Regions from separate parts of the Homo sapiens genome. Here region 1 is linked to region 2. Evidence: chromatin loops called from intact Hi-C (ENCODE). Cell type or tissue: ascending aorta. All regions are shown on one strand.

Region 1 (8,000 bases), 91 kb before region 2:
CATTAGGGAATTGCAAATTAAAACCACACGGTGATGCCACAACATACCCATCAGAATGGCTAAAATAAAAAAGAGAACAATACTAAGTTCTGGTGAAGATGTGGAACAACTGGAACTAACATACACTGCTGCTAGGAATTGGATAAGTTTGGCAGCTTCTTACCACATTGAACACACTTACTACGTGATCCAGCAATCCCTCTCCTACATATTTACCCAAGAGAAAGGAAAACATGTCCATACAAAAAAACTGCATGCAAACGATCATTAGTAAGAGCGCCAAAACTGGGAGCAGCAAGTGATTCTTTAAGAATGCACATCAGCCCCATTACCACCTGCTGGTGGTGGGGAGAAGGGCAAGGATGAAGTTCGGAGCAGGGCAGGGCCAGAACACACAGACTGGTCCCCAGAACCCCACCTGATGTCATTTGGAAAGGATCACACTGATTGCTGCATGGAGAGTGGACTGGGGAGGTGGGCAAGATGTGGGAGAAAGCAGGGGGACCATGGCTGAGTGACACTGGAGTGACGTGGATGTGCTCTGGGGGTGTGGCATCAGGGCTTGCTGGATGTGGGGTGTGGAGAGTTTCTGACCTCCAGGGCAGGGGTGCAGATGAGGTACTTTTTGTGAGGTAAGGCAGGAGAGGTGTGTCGGGGGTGATCAGAGCTGAGTGTAGGCAGGAAGGTGGGGAAGTGCACAGGGATCGCTGAGGAGGGAGTGGGCAACAGCTCCTGCAGCATCTGGTGAAAGTAGCAGAGACATGTCTGTTGGACTTGGCACTGTGGGTGTCTTGGTGAGTGTACCACCACACCCCTGCTCTCCACGCACAAGACTTCTGAGAGAAGTATGATAAACTTCAGAAAGGTTTAGAAATGCCTACAGCAGGAGCACTGGGAAGAACAATGATCTGCCCTCATTTCAGAAAGAAAACTGACAAATACAAAGGCACCTCTGTGCCAGACACTGGTCTAGGTTCTTCACACATTACCATGCGTATGATCTTATGTGTGTTAGACAATCAAACCATTACCGAGTGAACAGGTACTGCCGGGGCCCTGGGGCCTGCACAACTGCCCTGCCTGGGACAAGGGGCCTTTGTCCCACCTCAGCCCACTTAGCTGTTGATTGGCTATATGACTTTGAGAAATCCCTTTTAAACTCTCTGAGCCTCAGTCGTGTTTTTACAGTTTAATTTGAGGCTGGGTGTGGTGGCTTATGCCTGTAATCCCAGCACTTTGGGAGGCCAAGGCGAGCGGATCACGAGGTCAAGAGATCGAGACCACCCTATCCAACATGGTGAAACCCCTTCTCTACTAAAAATACAAAAATTAGCTGGGCGTGGTGGCGCCCATCTGTAATCCCAGCTACTCGGGAGGTTGAGGCAGGAGAATCACTTGAACCAGGGAGTCAGAGGTTGCAGTGAGCCGAAATTGCGCCAAAAAAAAAAAAAGTTTAATTTGAATGTAATTTTGAATTTACAGAAACAGTATACGAGGAGAATGAGAAGCTGCCGCCTGTTCACACCGCCTGTCACCTCCCTCTGTGTTGCGCCATGCTGAGACATGGTACCCCTCGCCCCTGGACACACACAGGGTTTTTCCCCAATTGAGCAGATCTCCTATGTGACCAAAACATACTTCTCCAAACCAGAACGTGCCCCTTCAGATGTCCCCAGCTGTCCCAACTGCGTCTCTCCTTCCTTGTCCCCTCAGGCCCCAGCATGGCTGGTCTTGACAGCCTGGGTGCAGCTGCTGGCACCACAGATTGCTGAATCTGGGCCTAACGCTGCATATCCATGCTGAGTTGATGCCAGGTTTGGAGCCCCATGGAAATGCTGCCTGTGTGCCTCAGACGCGGCCCCACCACTGTGCTCCATGGGATGTCCTGAGACCACTGTCCACTCCTGAGTCTGAGACCCTATGATGGCTCATGGCAACACCAACGACAGTGAGGGTCCCAAAAGGTGGCTTTCCGTTTCCATCATTCCTCCCGCATCTGTTGGCTTTCTACCAGCAGAAAGAGCTTCTCCTTTTCCCTTATTCATTTGTATCAGTATCCACTCAGTCACTTGTTTATTCCATAGGCTGTAACCTGTTTAAGATCACTATTGGTCGTGATGCTCAAGCCCCCAGGTCTGGCCAGTATGAGCTCCTGTAAACTGCTCCTGGTTCTTCTGACACAGCCCCACCATTCTTTGAGGTCTTCCTACTCTCTGGCATCATCAGCTGTTCTAGGCTCATTTTGTACTTCCCTGCCCAGCTCTAGAATCAAAGGAGCTGACAGTATTTACAAACCAGGACCTGGGCTCGTTGCTCCTGGAGCTTCATTACTTCTAGGGCCTGTCAGTGGAAAGAGCTAGGAAGGACACACTGGTGTGTGCAGGTGCATGAGCCACTTGCAGCCACTTCCACCCCTGTCTGTGCACACCCATATTCAAAACACGCAGGCACGAGCTCTCCCAGACACCTCAGTCTAGCTCTTTTGACATCTGTCAGTCGCTTTGCTGTTGGGGAGAGACTGTGTCCCTTCACCCTCAGTGTATCCCCTTGTTTGATCAGCCGATTTACAGTCTCCCAAGAGTGCCTGCTGTCCCCTCCCAGCCCACTCCTCTGTGGGCACATGGAGCGTGACATGGAGCTGACACAACGCAGTCATTTATCTGACACTGAGACTTTCCCGGGCCTAATACCAGGCCAGGCACCTCTGTCCTTTTGGTCACAGCGTGGCGTTTAAATGAGGGCTGGTACCCCCACGGGGGAGGCGAGATGGGGTTTTCAGATTCTCAAGAGCTCTAACATGGAAAGGACTGGATATTCGAGCACTTTGTATCATCACAATCATTTGAAGTAACAACTAACCGCCGGCAGCACCAGAAGCTCCCTTTGGAAATTTCCTGATTGGCACACCTAGCAGAAGAGAGTCCCTCACTGACACAGCGTCCGACTGAAATGTTAACAGAAATCCCCAGGCTACAAGGCTGGACAAAAGGTGCCTGACTTTTAAATCTTTTGATTACATACAGGATGGAAAGACTGTATCTCCAAGTCTAATTGTGTGGATTTTTAACCAGTTTTTCTAGACTCTATTTGTGTTTTTGAAGTAAATACGTCCATGTAGTGATACAAGCAGAAAGGAATGCAGTGGCTATGCTGCTGAATTGCCTCCTGTAAACCATATTAGCCTAACTTTCCTGGACGTGGTCCTGAGGCTCGGACACGCAAACACAGACCTAGCGACACACACGTCTGCCCCTAAGAGTCGTCTGGTTGGTAAAAAACAAGGGAGCACAGCAACTTGCTGGCTCAGGAGGCATCAGACCCACTTGTCTGACCCTGTGTGGGGACGGAAGTCAGAGATCAGTCGCCCTCAGTGGATGAACATGGGTGTCCAGGAAGGACCCCTCAGGGGACCTGCACCATCCACAAGACCATCCACAAAAATAACTGGGAACAGCTGAGGAGCTCTGTTAGAAGGATTGCTTGTCCACAGGGAGTTAAAAAATGTGTCCTAAATGTTGCTTAGTAAAACAAACAACCAGAAAAGCCTCTCTATTCCAAACCCATGGTGGGGCATAAACCTGGGAGAGCTGGAATGTCATTGCAGCACTTTGCCACAGGAGCAAAAACACAACCCCCACCAGAAGGGATGGCCGACCAGGGCATGACTTGCGCTGTCTTTCTGGTAGTGACTGATGCCCCAGAACCCTCGCAAGGGCTTGTGCCAAACATTCTCCATGTGCCCCAGCCCCAGTGGGGTGGCCCAGCCCTCAGCACTTACCTCATCTCCAGACCTTTGCAGAACAGACCAGCTGGGAGCCTCCATCCTCCCTTGACCCAACTTTTCTTGTTTGTACAGACTTGGGAAGAACCAGGGAAACCCAGAGTTGAAAGAGACCCACTCTACTGGAAATATATCCCAATGGCATTTTTAAAACGAAGAGCTGGGGAATTTTAATAAACAAACAGCAAATGCAAGCATGAATAATGGGCCTGTATGGACAGGAAGAGAGCCAGGGCAGGAGACAGCAAATGACAGGCCAGAAGCCAGATCCCACGCCCTTCTGTTCTTGTATGGAACCTCAAGCTAAACATGGTTGAAAAGAACTCCAAAGATTTCGTGACATGTGAAAATTACATTAAATGCAAACTTCAGACTTCAGTGTCTGTAATAAAGTTTGATTGGCACACAGCCACCCTCACTTAGGTATATACAGTCTGTGGCTGCTTTTGTGCTGAACTTAGTGACTGAGCAGACTACATGGCTGCAAAGCTTAAAACAGTTACTCCTTGGCCCTTTGCAGAAGACACGGACCAGGAAAGACCAGGGGAGGTGGGTCCCACTGGTCCCCCAGGGAAGCCTGTGGAGCTCCAGGCAGTTTGGATGTTCATGAGACACAGATAAACCAAAAGAGAGGCTGGAGGAGGCCACAGCCTAGGGGGAAAGTAATCTGACCATGTCTCGTAAATGGAGAAACATCTAGTGGGAGCTACACCATACTTTTAATAGTGCTTTCTCTTGGGAAGTGACTCTGAGAAACAGGAGGAAAGCAGATTAAAAAAACAACCACTGGGCCAGGCGCAGTGGCTCACGCCTGTAATCCCAGCACTCTGGGAGGCCGAGGCAGGTGGACCACGTCAGGTCAGGAGTTCAAGACCAGCCTGGCCAACATGGTGAAACCCCGTCTGTACTAAAAATACAAAAATTAGCCAGGCGTGGTGGTGGGAGCCTGTAGTCCCAGCTATTCAGGAGGTTGAGGTAGGAGAATCACTTGACCCTGGAAGGCAGAGGTTGCAGTGAGCCGAGATCGCACCACTGCATTCCAGCCTGGGTGACAGAGGGATACTCTGTCTCAAACAAAAACAAAAACAAAAACAAACAAAACAAAACAAAAACTACTGACCACACAATCCCTCCCGTATGGCACAGTGATAGTCTAGCCAGGGGCTGGTGTCGGACGGGGAGGTCTGTCCTGTGTGACCTTAGCCCCTAAGCCTAAGATGGACTTTTTTCTTTTTCTTTTCACCCTTTTTGTTTCCTGGGCTCCTTTCAGGGCCTGGTTTGGGCCATTTCTGTGCTTCTGAATAGTAAAATGGTTTTCAAACCCCTAGGGATGAAATTCCAACAGAAATCCCTTTATTCTCAACCATATTTCCACTTCCTTTTTTTTTTTGACACAGAGTCTTACTCTGGGTGTGGAATTCACTCCATCCCAGGCTGGAGTGCAGTGGTGCGATCTCAGTTCACTGCAACCTCCGCCTCTGGGGTTCCAGTGATTCTCCTGCCTCAGCCTCCCTAGTAGCTGGGATTACAGGTGCATACCACAATGCCTGGCTAATTTTTAGTAGAGATGGGGTTTCACTATTTTGGCCAGGCTGATCTCGAACTCCTGAGCTCAAGTGATGCACCTGCCTCGGCCTGCCAAAGTGCTGGGATTACAGGTGTGAGCCACTGCGCCTGGCCTCCTTGTAGTTTTTGCCATGTTTCATCATAGTTCATTTTAATTCTGTTAAGCTGGAAAAATTCCTCAAAAAAAAAAAAAACCCCTTCAGTTATTTGTTTTATAACTGAATATTTAAATTTCATTTATCTGTAATCTTTGTAATCTTTGCTTCTCATACAAATTTCTGTCTCAGGAGACAGGAAACAGTGTGTTCCGAGCTGGCCATGTGGACAGGCCAGTGAGATGCCCTGCCTCCTGACCTTGTTCCAACTGGACCCTTGTGCACACAGTGCAGGGTGAGACCCAGTGCTGCCTCTGCCCATGTGATGTCACATCACAACCCCAGAGAAAATGAAGACAAGTTATTTCCCCATGTAATTTCTCCCTCCTGACACATCCTCTAGTAGATTCCCACTACTCCCGATACTCTGTGGAGGGTTTTCTCACTGGAAATCACTGTCCCTTTGCTAGGGTGATTATAGAAAGCTCAGAGGAGCAAGGACTACTGTGCTGGGGTTGTGGGGATGAGGCCAACTCGCCCTCACATGCCCACCTTCTCCCCTCCTTCACTCCTTCTCAGAGGGACCCATGGCAGTGGGGGGTGAGAGCTGGCCCCTGCCCTTGGCCAGCCCAGACAGAGAGGAGCCCTGTGACTCACAAAACCCACACCCCCAAAGAACACCTCAAACCAGTTTGAAAACAAACCTTAGCACTTTTTGGGAAATCAGAATTGGTGCTGGGAGAGATCATGATGTGAACGTTTGGCCACAAACACTTTGTCTAGAAAATGGAACTAAAAGAAGGAACAAACGGATATGGGAATCCTAAAAATGAATAAAAGTTACAAATATGATTTTTCTATACTTTCCCACTTTAGAATGGAAAGGGGAAAATTACTCAAGCAAAGTCAGTAATTTATACACCTTAGAAACATGCACCCTGCAATCACTCTAAAGGCAAATGTACCCATAAAAAACTGACTTCCCATTAAGATTACTAGAGAAAACAGAGAATGCTTCAGATTGGAATGTAAGTCCTAGCAGTAGTTCTTTTTTAAGATTATCACTGAAAGTTAATCATGTAGTAATTTTAAGCTTTGAAAAGGAATTCACTTCCCTCCTAGACCACTAATGTGAAAATGTGAGCCAAGTTGGTTTATTTTAAAATAGTCAGAAATGATAATGAAGAAGCTAAATATACACACACATATCAATGTAACAGTAAATACTAGAAACTCTTTAGAGATAATTCCACAATTTTCTCTTTATGTAATTATTCATATGTAATTATAACAGATAATGAAAGTAATATTCCAGATATACACAGAAAATTTTATCATTAAGGTTTAAACTCTCATTATTTCATAAATCTCAAAGTAATGCTGTCTAAAAACATTGAAACTAATTATAATTTAAAGTTATGATCCCATTTAAACTTTTTCACAGAATAAGGGAGATTCTGAGATTGGCAGGCGTTCTTGAGGTCTTCAGGTTCTTTTTCACAAGACAAATCACTCCCACTCCTGTCCCCACCCCGTTTGGAGCCCTTCATTCTTGCAGGCCCTGTGCAGTCGACTTGCACTATAGCTCATTCAATCCTCACAGTGGTCATATGAAATCTGCGGTATATTGCTCATTTTAATGAAACTAAGGCTCAGAATAATTAACATAACTTGCTTAAGATTACACAACTAGTAAATTGATTAAAACCTAAGGGAAACAGATTCCAAAACCTAAGCTTATAAACATTCTACTAGATAACATCTCTAAGCTCAAATATAGTTGCAGTATACAGGTCAAGTTTTATCACAATCAATTTGTAGCAGCATAATTCAGTGCTGGCAACTGACTTTGATGGTAGCAGAAAAAACATTTTTGTTGGGAAACATAATTGCCCCTAAAAATTTGCTCACTTTTTCCCAATCTAGTGCTAGACATGAATATAGCCAAGTCTCAACCTTGAAGAGCCCTGATCTAGTAAAGGAAACTTCCTATGCCTCATTTTTTATTAAAAATACTTAGAGGAAGTATTATAGAGGAAGGTTATAAAAAAAAAGCCACAGTGGGGCCCAGAGTCCAGAACCTCTCTGGCTCTTATCATCGTTTTTTTTATTAATAGATGGCTGCTGTCATGGCGGGGACAGAAGTCGGGGTGTAGGAGAGCCTTTCTGCCTCCCGTATGGACTTCCGACTAACTCTTCTCCATCCTGTCCCTACTTTCCAATGTACTTGATGCCTCCCATTTCTGAGCAAATTGGAATTCTATAAAACACATCAGCCTTCCTCAAGGCTTTCTCTCGTTTTAATCAAATACCACACTTTCTAGCTTCCAATATTGTATTGCTGCCTTCTTCCCACCTATTTTTCTATTCTTTCTTTTTTTTTTTTTTTTTTTTTTTTTGACACAGGGTCTTACTATGTTGCCTAGGCTGGCCTTGAACTCCAGGGCTTGGCTTGGCCCTACCTATTTATCTGTGCATTTATGTCTTTTAAAAACTAACCGGTCTGGGCAACATAGTGAGACCCCATTTCTACAAAAATTTTTAAAAATTAGACATGG
Region 2 (8,000 bases):
ACTGTTATGGTTTTATAAGAAGGTCACCACGTGGCTTTTATGGTATGTACTACTGGTATGCTCACTTTCCGGGTTTAAAAATTGACTACTGAACTTAACTAAATGTTAAAACAAAAACCTATAAAATTAAAGCATACAGGAACCTTTGTAGATTGAAGCCGTAGAGGCATAACATTAGATCTGAGAGAGTCTGGGAGATGATCTCCCCAAGCTTCTTATGCAGAGATGGAGACAGGCTCAGAGGAGGTGAGTGATTGGCATGAGCATTCATGGACAAAAACAGAGGCATGTTTCTAGTCCAGGAAAATGGCTATGGGAAAATATGAAGAATAAAAATCAGTTTCTGTGTAACCTTCCACACCTTTGTTGTAAATGTACAATGTTACCAGTACTCTCCAGCAGACCACATTCTGGCTGTGTTAAGCACCTTCATCTAAACCATGATATATTTACAGCTTGATGAATCCTTAGAGAGAAAATGTCAACTATGTTAAACCATCTATTTCCAGCTTGTTACTTTTCTGAACATGCTTTGGTTATATAATATATATTCTGTCCTTGTTCTGAGTATTGCTTTCTCCTCCAGACAAAGCTCTCTCTTGATATCTATGCACACATGCCCATACATGTGTGTACATGTATGTATATGCACACATGCCTAAAACATAACCGCTGTGTGTCCTAGGCAATTCCATCGCCTCCATCCCAGATGAAGCATTTAATGGATTACCAAATTTGGAAAGGCTTGATCTGAGTAAAAATAATATCACTTCTTCAGGCATAGGTCCAAAAGCATTCAAGGTAAATACATGCTCTGATTTGTCTATTTGGATGAATGGCTTCACTATGACTTGCATTGGTTGGAGATGGGGAAGGGAGGAAAAGGAAAATGCTTCTAATTGGTAGTCTTCTTCTAAGAAAGTTTCCTCTCTGATGTCCCTAATTTGAATTCAAGTTTTCCCTTGAATATAGTTTACTATTTTACATACTTTTAGCTTTGCTGTAAGGACACCAACAATAGCATCAGTGACAAAAGTAATGATTTTAATTTATGGAGTAGTTTCTTCCCAAGTAACTGAAAACATGCTAAAATCTGGTCTTTTAGCATCTGAAGTATTTTCTGGAAACAAATTGAGCCTATCTGGAACCTCTGTTAACATTTTTCAGGCCAGCAAGACACTGCTTCCTTTTTTTGTGTGTGCAATCAACAAAACCTGATGGAGGATACTTTGGCAGAAGGGGGTTCTGGAAAAACAAATAGGCTCATATAAAAATTAGGGATAGCTTGGGGAAGAAGAGGGAAAGAGAGAGAACAGGAAACAGCACAGAGTAAACCTTTGAAAGATACAGATTGGACTAATTATATATTTAAAAAAAAAAAAAAACAGGCCAGGCACAGTGGCTCATGCCTGTAATCCCGGCACTTTGGGAGGCCAAGATGGGCGGATCATGAGGTCAGGAGTTTGAGACCAGCCTGGCCAACATGGTGAAACCCCGTCTCTACTAAAAATACAAAAAATTAGCCGAGCGTGGTGGCATGCACCTGTAGTCCCAGCTACTCGGGAGGCTGAGGCAGGAGAATCGCTTGAATTCGGGAGGCGGAGGTTGCAGTGAGCCGAGATCGCGCCATTGCACTCCAGCCTGGGCGACAGAGGAAGACCCTGTCTCAAACAACAAAAAGGAGAAAAGAAGAGAGAATTCAAGGAATTTCAGAGCCAAGAGAAAAGGGGTTTATGTTTGTAAACAAAAACTCATAAATGTGTATGTTTGAAAAGCCAAAAATAAAGCACACTATATTCCACTAAGTGAAACTGTTACTCCCTTGGGCAGTCTTCTGGGTCTTCCACCCACTCTTCAGACAAATCACTGGTCTCTTCTATTCTCATTTCCTGTTTCTTATCTGGAGTCTGGCAGATAAAAGGGTTCTACATTCACACCCTAGATCTACTTCATGCTATCCATCCTTCTTCTAGAAAATGGCTAGCATTAGGGGGTCCTTTTCCTATTTGTCCAAGAGAAAAATTTGTAAGAGATTACCTCCTTTTCTTGCTTTGGAATTCTCTGTCCCATTCCGAAACTGTTGAAATTTGAATATGATCACTGGAGAAGTGAATCATTCCATGGGACTTTACTAAAACCTACCCAACCACAGGTCCCCACTTGTGGGGGTACAGGCTAGGTTTGACCAATGAACACACAACTACAAATGTGAAAAAGACACTTTTCCAGACAGTCAACTGGATGCCATATTGGAATGGCTTGTGATATCTGTAGTCCTTGGTTTTGAAAAATTTCCACAGTAATTAGTGTTATTTTATGACCTTTCTGGAGTAGATAAAAAACTGAGGTTTACAAGTATGTTTAAAGGATTGATTGCTATCTTAATTGTTAGCATCCATGACAGCTTCAGATTACTGCATGATTTCATAAAATTTCTGTCTATTGCTGTAAAGGTGGAAACCTAAGATCTAGCAAGAATGACCAATCCAGTAGTTATGGCAGCTTTCTCTCACTTTCTAAAGCTGCAATATAAACGTGGTGAGTAAGCTACAAAATAATCAAATGTAGTCTGCTGAAAATCCCTGAGAATCAATGCTATTACCAGGATCAATATCAACCTGGCAGGGGGAATAAGGGGTTTGCTGTGTGGCCTGGACATTACTGTCTAAGCCTAAGGAAGGATAGGTTTGTGAGACTTTTAGTCACGACCATTATATGAAATGTGACTGCACAGCTGTGACTAGATAAAAAAGTAACTTTGAGATTTGCTTTTTAAGCTTCTGAAGAAGTTAATGCGTTTGAATATGGATGGAAATAATTTGATACAGATTCCTTCACAATTGCCATCTACATTAGAAGAACTTAAAGTCAATGAGAACAATCTTCAGGCTATCGATGAAGAAAGTTTATCAGGTATTTAATATTTGTTTTTCAATGATATGCTTCCTTATAATCTTTCCTATATAGTCCTGTAGAAATTTTATTTACTGTATTGCCAAATGAATAAATAGTAAATATTTTTAGGTCACTTAACCATTTGAGTTGATAAAACTTCTTTTAACTATTGACTGGTAAAACGTAAAATGAATTTTAAACTGCCTATTGTCTTTGTACCTTACCCATGAATAACATTGTTTCTCAATGATTCCAGGTTCTTATTATTCACAAGGCAATAAATTTACTACAAATCCAAAATATCTGAAGAATTACGCTAAATATTCCCTGCACTGCCATGTGTTTTGTGTTATGGATCGACAATTTTGTCGGTTCTTTGTAGCGACTAACCAGTGCCATGTTTGTTGATTGGATCTCCTTTATCACTCTGATGGTCAACAGACCCCACCCACAACTCTTGCTGCCTCCATACACCTTGCTATTTTCATTTATCATGTGTTGGAACCTAAAAACAAAACTAAGCACATGGGAATTATGCATGGAATATGAATAAATGGGCACTGCATATGCGGCTGAGATGCTGTCCTACAAAGAAAGCACATGCTCTTCATGGTATTAACTTTGACTTTGGCAATTTTCTGCCTGAGAGGGCTTGGGCTGGAACTTCTGTACTCATATGTCACTGAAGTCCTGCTAACTCCACACCCCACGGCATGTGGATGCAAGGCTCCCACCATGGCCTAGCTTTCTGACAGCCTTTAGTGAGCGTGCCCCATGTTCTGTGCACTCGACATTGCTGGAAATGGCCCCTCTTCTGCTTGTTTCGGGACTGTGCTAGACAGCTGAAGTTGTCATATTGTGACTCTGTATAGAAGAGGCTTTATCACATTTTACTTTTCATGAATTCTAGCTAATGCCTTTGATTGTACTGTGTACTTTTTTGAGACAAGGACTGCCTACCTTTTCTTTTTATCTTCCTAATAGTCTAGCATAGCTCTTGAGGTACAGTGCTCAACACTGTCTGTTTCCTTGCTTTGAAACATATTATGTTTTTATTTATTATGTTATTTATTAAACAAAGCCTTTAAAGGAATAAAACAATTCAATTATTTCCTGTAGCTCCCAAAAAACTTCACAGGAACAAAACACTTCTGGTATTGAGAAAAGAACAATAATAATGAGAATTGCCAAATCTGAGGATTAGTTATGGAAATACTCAATTTCCAGATGGATTTCAGGACACACAGAAAAACATTAATAAACACAAATTTTGATGCAGACTGCCAAATGGGAAAGACATTAGAAAATTCAGTTTCTAACTGCTGAAGACCAAAGGGTGTCAGCAATTTAGAACAACTGTACTAACAGGCTGTATATGAACTATAAGTCAGTCACACTTTTAGTTGGGTTATCAAAATGAGATGTTATAAAACATGCACTCCTGATTGTGAACGTGCTTTCACACACCCCTGGAACTGCCTTCCAGAGTACTCTTCTCCTCCCTCACTCACAAATGCTTCTAGATTCCCAGAGTGTTGACAGGAAGCCAGGGTGAACGGGCTGTCTGCCTGCCTTTCTTAGCCCACCTTTCTCCACAGTCCGAGCACCCGAGGAGCCTCGGCCCCATGCCGGCAGTGCTTCTGTCCTCCGGCTCAGATACCCCCGGCTGCACTCCCTGGGTGGGCTGAGTTCTAAGAGCTACTGCAGTACTGGCCCCTCGGGTGCTGGGCTCCCCCTGGCTGGGAGTCCTGATGCTGTGGATGGTCAGGCTGGCTGCCAGGAGTGCTGTGAGGGCACCCTGCTTCTGTGTGGAAGCAGGTGGCCCACTGCTCTCCCGTCATCTCTCTTGGGGTGGCTCCTCACTCATGACCTTTCAGATTATAGCTCCAGAGAGGGGGAAGGAGGGCACTCCAGGGAGAGAAAACAGCACAAAGATGCAAATAAATGAGACAATTTGGGATACTGTGGGAGCTGCAAGCAGGCACGGTGAAGGTGAAAGGCAAGCAAAGAGCAGCACAAGGGGCTGCACACACCTTGCTGAAGGGCAGGGAATTTACCTGCAGGAGGAGCAGAGTCCACCTGAGATGTGCACACGTGTTATGGAGAAAGGGAAGGACTTACAATTGAGAGAGAGGTGTGAAAGGTGGAGGGAGGGACAGCTGAGGAAAACCAGGCACGCTTTAAAAGCATTTTTGTTGTCACTAATGACTGAAACAACTAAATCAGGAGCCCTGGAGGCTGCTCTAGTGGATGACCATGTGATGCTGCCTGCCAGGAACATCGAGGCACCTGCCATGTCCACAGCCTGTCATGGTACCACCCACCATGGAAGACTTCCTGTTTCCTGTCCATGAATCCTTTCAACATCCACCTCAAGTCTCACCTACAAGAAACGTTCTCTAGCTCCATCCTATTTCCTGTTACCTCCTATTTCCTATATATACCAGAGAATAATTGCAAAAGAAAACACAGTGTCCTGAATTTGCACTGTTTCTCTCTTTTTCTCTCAGTCATGTAATGGCCACTAGTTCATTTCTGTTATCTATTTTTCAATGAAAAACTTCCACTGCATTTCAAAACTTCACCTATGTACTAGAGAAAGATGTCAGATTCTCAGTACCTTTAGTTTTGGAAATGAAAGAGAATATGAGGAAATATAACCACTTATCCCAATTTACTGGCTGGCCTGGCTACTTCCTGTTGCTCAGCACTTCCATTAATCCTGAGCACCACCACCAGGTTAACCTTTGTAAAATGTGGCCCTTGTCCTGCCATCCCCATCTTGCTGCCTAGAGAATGAGAGCCAGACGTTGTTGTCCAGGGTGCAAAGGCCCTCCCAGAATTAGCTGAGTGTGGTGGTGGGGGCCTGCAATGCCAGATACTCGGGAGGCTGAGGCAGGAGAATTGCTTGAACCCGGGAGGCGGAGGTTGCAGTGAGCCAAGACCACGCTATTGCACTCCAGCCTGGGTGACAGAGCAAGACTCTGTCTCTAAATAAAATAAAATAAAATTTAAAAAATGTAAAAAAAGGCCCTCCCAGTGTACTTCTCTCTGAGCACCAACCTTCACTCCACTGTGCACAGCCACTCCAGGGCTAGTCTCCTCTCTCCCTGAGCAAACCCACATGGTCTTTCACCTACATGTGCTCAGCTGGCTATTTCAGCTTGGAAGTTCCTCCTACTTCTATCTAAATCTTTCTGTCTGTAGGAGCCTGGCACTTTCATACCACTCACATCTACACTGCTTTTTCTTCTTTTAATCTTCCAGCATTTATTATTTCTATTCCTGATGCAACCGTCTTTGCTGTTGCCTAAGAGCAGAACGGAGTCCCACATGGCATTCGGTGCAATGCCCATGAAGGGGGTTGAATAGAAAACATCCCCTAATCTGGGAATTTTGGCCACACCCTGAGCCTCTGACTCAGATGCCTTTGGGTATTATCATTGCTGAGCTGTCCATTTTGCAGCACAGAACTTCCATTTGACCTGGATCATACCACTCCTGAGACTAGTAGAAACAAAGTAGAAAAAATTTGTTTGTATAAAGGCCTTTCTTGCTAGTTCAATCTGAATGCATGGAGAATTTTTGATCATCATTCTTTCAAAGCTTCCATTTGGCTGCACTCTGTGCCAACAAGTGAGTAACTATGATGGGAATTCACTGTTCTGGTTTACTTCTGACTCCCTTGTTCAGAGACTGAGGGTGAGCCAGGGAAAGTGTTCTTTTCTGTGTCCTAGAAAAAGAAATCATTCATTGCATTAAACTTCTACCCACCCCATTGCCTATTATGCTGCCACTTCATACATCTATGTCTTTGCAATGTTTCCAATGACTGTCCACAACTTTCTATTCCTTTCCTACCTGAATTCCAAATCCCTGTTCAGCCACCACAATTTCTATGGAAACTCCTCTGCCTCTCTTTCCTATCTCCCTCCCTCTCTTCTCTCTTGCTTCTGTTCCTTACACATATTGTTAGCACCTAGCATTTCAATGATTTTTTTCAGGTCTGCCTCACTACTGGACCATGCATTTAGTTCTGGTTGAATTGAGCATCTGGGATGTACAAAGTACTTAAGAAAAGGTTTTATAGGAGGATACAAAGGTTTAAAAAAAACTGTATTTGCCCTCCAAATAAACCGGCCATTTCACATGACATTTCAAAAGGCTACAAAAATTTGCATGGTTTTTCAATTATCCTAATATTCTAATACTTTTATTTTTTATAGACTTAAATCAGTTGGTCACCTTAGAATTGGAAGGAAACAATCTCAGTGAAGCCAATGTCAATCCTTTAGCTTTCAAACCTTTGAAGAGCCTAGCCTACTTGCGTCTGGGAAAAAATAAATTTAGAATTATACCGCAGGGTCTTCCTGGTTCTATTGAGGTAACAATATATTTTTTTAGTGTTTTAAATGTATTATATTTGAAATATGGTACACTACAACAAAATATATTTTAAGACTATTGTGATGTAAATTAAACTCTAGTTTCATGCTGTATACAGAATTTCCTGTAATTTAAGCATTGTTTTTTCTTCAAGCAATACAAAATTCTGAATCGAAATTATAATTACTAGTAGAGACACCTGATACAGTGAAAAATGGTACTTCTGATAGCTCTTGGGGGAAATGGGAGAAATGAATTGAGAATTTAAATGAAACCACAACTTCCATGAGGTACTCTGACTCTCAAGACAGTGTAAACTGCCCCAATCTAGAAATGTGACGCTTATCACAGAAGCTCAAACAGGTATTAACCGTAACAGAGTGTCCACTCACAAATTCCAGGCAAAACCACAGACACTCTGACCTAACAGTAACTTGCATGGATACAAGTGTTGTACAAAGAAGGCCTCTGACTGTTTCAGCAACTCTGTAGCTTACAAGTTTTCACCCAGTTCCTACCAAAACTGTCCTGTGACTAACTCCAGGCCCCAAACCCCAGCCTTGCTTCATTATCCTCTAGAGATGCCCCACAGGTCCCCAGATGTGTGGTCTCCTTGCTGCAGGATGTGCTCCTGGGGGTCTTTGGCTGATGAATGTCAACACCCCTCATTTCCTGCGTTAAAAACACTGAGGTGGACCGTGCAGTGGCTCACGCCAGTA

Evidence for each region. A loop is a pair of places that touch in the nucleus more often than their neighbours do. Peaks named below come from ENCODE experiments on the same cell type or tissue, not always from the same donor. Only the 100,000 strongest peaks of a DNase experiment are listed, where the experiment ranks them.
Region 1: a loop joins it to region 2, with 2.0 times the contacts of the local background. A loop is called at or near these places in 12 of 110 quality-filtered maps.

What each region holds. Positions count from the first base shown.
Region 1 is chr9:92,596,287-92,604,286 of GRCh38, reverse strand. All of the region lies in intron 5 of CENPP (centromere protein P), which reads right to left. Among named protein-coding and RNA genes, the nearest start is that of ECM2, 64 kb to the right of the region's middle. In ascending aorta, no CTCF peak of the experiment used is centred here; a DNase peak (open chromatin) is centred at 3,237; H3K4me3 peaks cover 658 bases; H3K27ac peaks cover 4,630 bases.
Region 2 is chr9:92,504,812-92,512,811 of GRCh38, reverse strand. The region is part of intron 5 of CENPP (centromere protein P); the gene reads right to left. It overlaps ECM2 (extracellular matrix protein 2), which reads left to right. Exons shown (of 10, transcript NM_001393.4): 5 at 686-801; 6 at 2,778-2,913; 7 at 7,122-7,279. Among named protein-coding and RNA genes, the nearest start is that of MIR4670, 19 kb to the left of the region's middle. In ascending aorta, a CTCF peak has its summit at 4,612; a DNase peak (open chromatin) is centred at 6,281; H3K27ac peaks cover 6,162 bases.